Regions from separate parts of the Homo sapiens genome. Here region 1 is linked to region 2. The links are chromatin loops, found by intact Hi-C in ENCODE. Cell type or tissue: CD4-positive, alpha-beta T cell. All regions are shown on one strand. Each heading gives the region's core, and the rest is flanking DNA. Links, peaks and the distances in the headings are about the cores only.

Region 1 (2,909 bases), core at 251-2,750, 96 kb before region 2:
TCTGCCTCCCAAAGTGCTGGGATTATAGGCATGAGCCACTGTGCCTGGCCAATGTTATTTCTTATATCAGTGTGCACTTAAAAATCATTTTACACCGCATTAGATCTGCAACAGTGATGTCCAATAAAAGTATATTGTGAGGCCAGGTGTGGTGGCTCACGCTGTAATCCCAGCACTTTGGGAGGCTAAGGCAGGTGGGTTGCTTGAGCCCAGGAGTTCAAGACCAGCCTGGGCAACATGGTGAGACCCTGTCTCTACAAAAAATAAGTTGGCTGGGCATGGTGGTGCGCCCCTGTGGTCCCAGCTACACAGGAGGATGAGGCGGGAAGATCACTTGAGTCCAGGAGTTCGAAGCTGCAGTGAGCCATGATCGTTATCACTGCACTGGGTGACAGAGCAAGATCCTGTGTCAAAAAAAAAGTATCTTATGAGACACAACTACAAGCCACACTCCAACTTAAAGTTTCCTAATAGCCACACTACAAAGTAAAAGAAACAAGTAAAATTTTATACAGTAACCCAAAATATTACTTCAACATGTAACCAACATACAAAAATCAATGAGATATTATACATTCTTTTTTTCATAATAAATATTCAGGGCCGGGCGTGGTGACTCACGCGTGCAATCCCAGCACTTTGGGAGGCCAAGGCAGGTGGATCACGAGGTCAGGAGATCGAGACCATCCTGGCTAACACAGTGAAACCCCCTCTCTACTAAAAATACAAAAAAATTAGCTGGGTGTGGTGGTGGGCGCCTGTAGTCCCAGCTACTGGGGAGGCTGAGGCAGGAGAATGGCGTGAGCGCAGGAGGCGGAGCTTGCAGTGAACAGAGATGGCGCCACTGCACTCCAGCCTGGGCGACAGAGCGAGACTCCATCTCAAATAAATAAATAAATACAAATAAATAAAAAATAAATAAATAATAAACAGAATCGGGCTGGGTGCAGTGGCTCACACCTATAATCCCAGCACTTTGGGAGGCTGAGGCAGGTGGATAACCTGAGGTCAGGAGTTCGAGACCAGCCTGGCCAACATGGTGAAACCTGCATCTCTACTAAAAATACAAAAATTAGCAAGGTGTGGTGGGGGGTGCCTATAATCCCAGCTACTCAGGAGGCTGAGGCAGGAGAATCACTTGAACCCGGGAGGCAGAGGTTGTGGTGAGCCAAGATCACGCCACTGTACTCCAGCCTGGGCGACAGAGCGAGACTTCGTCTCAAAAAAAAAAAAAAAAAATCCAATTTGATGATAAGTGCACTTCCTATGGACAGCCCATCTCCTTTCGGACCCAGCCATATTTCAATTTTCAATAGCCACGCGTGGCCAGAGTCTCCTGTGTTGGAGAGCACAGCTCTGTGAGATCCTCTCCAGCTCTAAGATGCTAGGATTCCTTTTCTTTTTCTATCTCCTTCCTTTGCCTTAGCAATCTCTAAATCTGCAGTTCTCAGCCTTTCCTTCTGTCTCAACACACCCAGGATGAGGTTCAGTGGCTTCCTGCTCCCCGGGGCTCATGGAGACCTCGGTCTGAGCTCTCGGTGAGAAAGGCCCTAGGCTGCACGCACTTCTCAGAGCGCTGCCCGGACTCCACCCCATGAAGCACAGCCAATTACAACCACGAAGAATGTTATTCTAGAGCAACCTTGAACCTGGCTAGTTTAGTTGATTTTTAAATTTTTATTTATTTATTTTTTTAAATTTTTATTTTTTGAGACAGAGTCTCTCTCTGTCGCCCAAGCTAGAGTGCAGAAGAGCGATCTCAGCTCACTGCAACCTCCACTTCCCGGGTTCAAGCAATTCTCCTACCTCAGCCTCCCAAGTAGCTGGGATTACAGACAAGCGCCACCCTAACCCTAATTTTTGTATTTTTAGTGGAGACGGGGTTTCTCCATGTTGGCCAGGCTGGTCTTGAACTCCTGGCCTCAGATGATCCGACTGCCTCAGCCTCCCAAAGTGTTAGGATTACAGCATGAGCCACCGCGCCAGGATGAACCTGTCTAGTTTAGTTTAAAATACACTGTAGCAAACATCCGTTGTTTTCTTCCCAGCATCTGCTCCCAGCTTTTCTGGTAACAGAACCCCAAATGTCCTTTGGAAGCCATATCTCCCCAATGCTTGCCTATGTCACTTGGGTGGGTCTGACTCTAGCCCCAGCTGCAGAGGTGGGCATGTGACCCAGGCCCAAGCTGATAAGCAAAACCCATTCCCCAGCCACAGAGATGGGTTGAGAGATATGGCCATTGATACGATGATGGACAGGTCTAGAATCTCCAGGGACAGCTGGAAAGGGAGACTCAGACTTGGGGGGCTGTAAGTGCAGCGCTGCCTCCCGGGCTATGCTGTGGGTCCTGCGAGTGAAGCTGGCACGGCGGGATGCAGAGCCAGGAAGGGAGACTAGGGTGTTGTCCTTTGTCTCTCACTCTGTCGCCCAGGCAGGAGTGCAGTGGCCTCTGTCGCCCAGGAGGGAGTGCAGTGGCACCATCTCAGCTCAGCAACCTCCTCCTCCCAGGTTCAAGAGATTCTTCTGCCTCAGCCTGGCACGAGATTCTCCTGGCCACGCTGGATCTTTTTGGTCAGCCGGACAATACACTGCCCCCCCGCTGTGCACGCATGTGTATGTGTGTATGTGTTTGTGCACATGTGCTTAAGGCACTGAGAACTGTTTCCTGTCAGTTATTTGCAACTGACAGAGTCCTAACATACAAGGAAGTCAGTCACCTGCACCCTTCTCGTGAGTGACAGACTACTTGTGGCCCATCTTGCCACTGATGGTCGCTGCCTTGTGGTTGAGAGCAGCCATCCTAGGGCAGCCTGACTTCATACAGACACCAGAAACACACAAAAAGCCACAACACACAGGTGTAACTCCTTGACCACCTCTGTTCAAGGCTGACACGCAGAGTTGAAGG
Region 2 (2,909 bases), core at 134-2,633:
CCTGTTTGTTGTCTTTCTGCTGCACTCTTGCACTGGTCCCTCATGCTCTCCCCTCTCCACTCCTTCAGCCCTTGTCCGCTATTTCATCACTGCTACCTCCTCCACTCCATGGATTCTGTTCTCAAAGAGGTTACCAAAGACTTCTCAGTTGCCAGACTGGGTGGATATATTTTATTCCTTATGTTACTTGATCTCTTGGATGCATTCAACATCACTGGCTACTTTCTGCATCTTGGACCAGTATTTTCCCTTGGTTTCCATGACTTTCCTGGGTCCCATGTTCTCCTGGTTTCTCATTTGTACTTCTATGACTCTTTATCTTATCTTTCTTTTTAAAAAATTAATTTAATTAATTTATTTTAGAGACTGGGTCTTGCTCTGTCGTCCAGGCTGGAGTGCAGTGGCGCAATCATGGCTCACTGCAGCTTCAAACTTCTGGGCTCCAGTGATCCCCCTACCACAGCCTCCTGAGTAGCTGGGACCACAGGCACATGCCACCAAGCCTCGTTAATTTTTTTTTTAATTTTGTAGAGATAGGGTCTTGCTATGCTGCCCAGGCTGGTCTCGAACTCCTGGCTTCAAGTGATCCTCCTGACTCAGCCTTCCAAAGTGCTGGGGTTACAGGCATAAGCCACTGCATCCAATCTTTGTCTTATCTTTCTCTGGCTCTCTTCTCCCTGTAAATATCAGTTCCAGCAAATTGTCTCTCAGCACTTCTTATGATTCTATCAGGATAGGACAGGTTATGCTGCAATAACAAAGCACTCTCAGTGTCTCATGGCTTATAGCAGTGATGAATTAATTCTCACTCACACTATATGTCCATCATGGGTCTCCCAGATGGCTCAGCTCTCTGTAATCACTCAGAGATCGAGGCTAACGGAACAGCCATTGTCTTGAACTCTTTAATGAGAACTCTGGAGAGTCTCACAGCAGCAATGAAATGTTCTGACCTCGTGATGGAAGGAATATAAAGTTACCAAAAAAAAAAAAATTGGGGATTGAACGGTGGATTTCTTAGTCTTGTGAGTGTGTGGGTGTGTTTACAATTTACAGAAAATCAAGTGACATTCTTCAGCAGAAAAGGGAGTTTTTTTTTTTGAGGAAACACTTATCTCACAGACTGCAAGTGCAGGAAATGTGCCCAACCTCATGAGAACCTATTAATAGAATCAGAAACCAAACTGTCCTGTGCTGAGGTTGCTCTTTCAGTTTGTCTGAAGCCCGCCTCTGTTTGTCTCTGTGTGCCCATTGCGAGTCTCTCTAAACACTGGCTTCCTCTGTTTCTCCCAGGGCACGTGGTTCAGCAATGCTCTCCAAGTTAGGTTCCACAGTTCAAATGCAAGCCCAGATCCCCTGCCCAGTTCCAGAACTCAAGGGGAATGAATCTGATTGGCCTAATTCTTTATCCCTGGTCCAATCAGCTATGGCTGTGGGCGGGGCCATAATCACACAGGGCGTCAAGGGCCAACCTCCGTTGGGGGAGAAGGGAGGGAGGAAAGAAAGGAAGATGGCGGGAGAGAGAGAGAGAGAGAAGGGGGGTGGGAAGAGAGAGAGAGAGAGGGAGAGAGAGAATGAGAATGTGACTCTCAGAGAATAGAGGCTCCAAGGCTGAGGGACTGCTGGTTAAATACCCGTTCCTCCCCCAGGTGGGACAACTCTGAGACAAGTCTAGGCAGTCTCCAGAGGGCCTGAGGGGGTCTGAGCCCAGATGCCCACAGCCGTGACCTGCTCTTTAATTAATTAATTAGTTTTATTTATTTCCAGTGTCTTGCTCTGTCGCCCAGGCTGGAGTGCAGTGGCACGATCTCGGCTCACTGCAACCTCCGCCTCCCGGGTTCAAGCGATTCTCCTGCCTCAGCCTCGCTAGTAGCTAAGACTACAGGCGCGTGCCACCACTCCCGGCTAATTTTTGTATTTTTAGTAGAGTTGGAGTTTCACTATGTTGCCCTAGCTGGTCTAGAACTGCCGACCTCAGGTGATCCGCCCGCCTCAGCCTCCCAAAGGGCTGGGATTAGAGGTGTGAGCCACTGCGTCCGGCCTCCTGACCTACTCTTTAATGCTTCCTGTGTTGACTGCCTTCCCTTTCCTGTCTCACTTCCCCACTCCTCTTCCTGGGTCGCCTCCCAAACAAACTACTTGGACCTGAATCTCGTCCAGCCTTATGTTCTGGTGTTAAAGAGTCTGTCTGGAATTTACCCTGAGAACAATAGGTGGGTTTATAAACGGGTGTGCATGGTCTCATTTGCAGCTCAGTCAGAGCACTCTAGCTGCACCATGGAAAATGGGCGGAAGGGGCAAGAGTGGAGCCAGGGGTCTGCCCAGGGAGAGGGTAGAGTGACATGGAGGGGGACCGAAGACAGATCCCTGAAGGACACCAACACCAAGGAGACTAAGCTGAGGCAGAGTAGGGAGGAGAGGAAAGCCGAAAGACAGTGAGTCCCCAGAGGCCATGGGGTGAACACTTCACAAATAAACCGGTGACCACGGAGATATTAAGAGCGATGGTAAATCTGTGTAATTAAAGCAGCTCTAGTAAGGGAACTGACAGACACATTATTGGAACAGGGTGGAGTCACGTATTAAACACAAAGATAGGTGCAGACCGGGTGCGGTGGCTCATACCTGTAGTCTCAGCACTTTGAGAGGCCAAAGCAGGAGGATTGCTTGAGCCCAGAAGTTTGGGACCAGCCTGGGCAACATGGCAAAACCCTGTCTCTACAAAAAATAAAAAAATTAGCCAGTTGCGGGAGTGCACACCTGTAGTTCCAGCTTCTCGAAAGGCTGAAATGGGAGGATCCCTTGACCCTGGAAGGTCAAGGCTGCAGTGAGCCAAGATTATGTCACTGTACTCCAGCCTGGGCCACAGAGTGAGACTCTGTATGCAATAATGAAAAAAAAAAAAAAAA

The links. A loop is a pair of places that touch in the nucleus more often than their neighbours do. Peaks named below come from ENCODE experiments on the same cell type or tissue, not always from the same donor. Only the 100,000 strongest peaks of a DNase experiment are listed, where the experiment ranks them.
Region 1: it touches region 2 in a loop (2.0-fold over the local background); 31 of 110 quality-filtered maps call a loop at or near these places.

What each region holds. Positions count from the first base shown.
Region 1 is chr12:121,223,403-121,226,311 of GRCh38, reverse strand. All of the region lies in intron 5 of P2RX4 (purinergic receptor P2X 4), which reads right to left. Among named protein-coding and RNA genes, the nearest start is that of P2RX4, 15 kb to the right of the region's middle. RefSeq lists an enhancer at 2,415-2,909. In CD4-positive, alpha-beta T cell, for the core only: no CTCF peak of the experiment used is centred there; DNase peaks (open chromatin) are centred at 1,521 and 2,481; H3K27ac peaks cover 2,072 bases.
Region 2 is chr12:121,127,614-121,130,522 of GRCh38, reverse strand. All of the region lies in intron 2 of LOC105370032 (a long non-coding RNA gene), which reads left to right. Among named protein-coding and RNA genes, the nearest start is that of P2RX7, 3.8 kb to the left of the region's middle. RefSeq lists an enhancer at 1,243-1,537. In CD4-positive, alpha-beta T cell, for the core only: no CTCF peak of the experiment used is centred there; a DNase peak (open chromatin) is centred at 1,332; H3K4me3 peaks cover 1,248 bases; H3K27ac peaks cover 1,327 bases.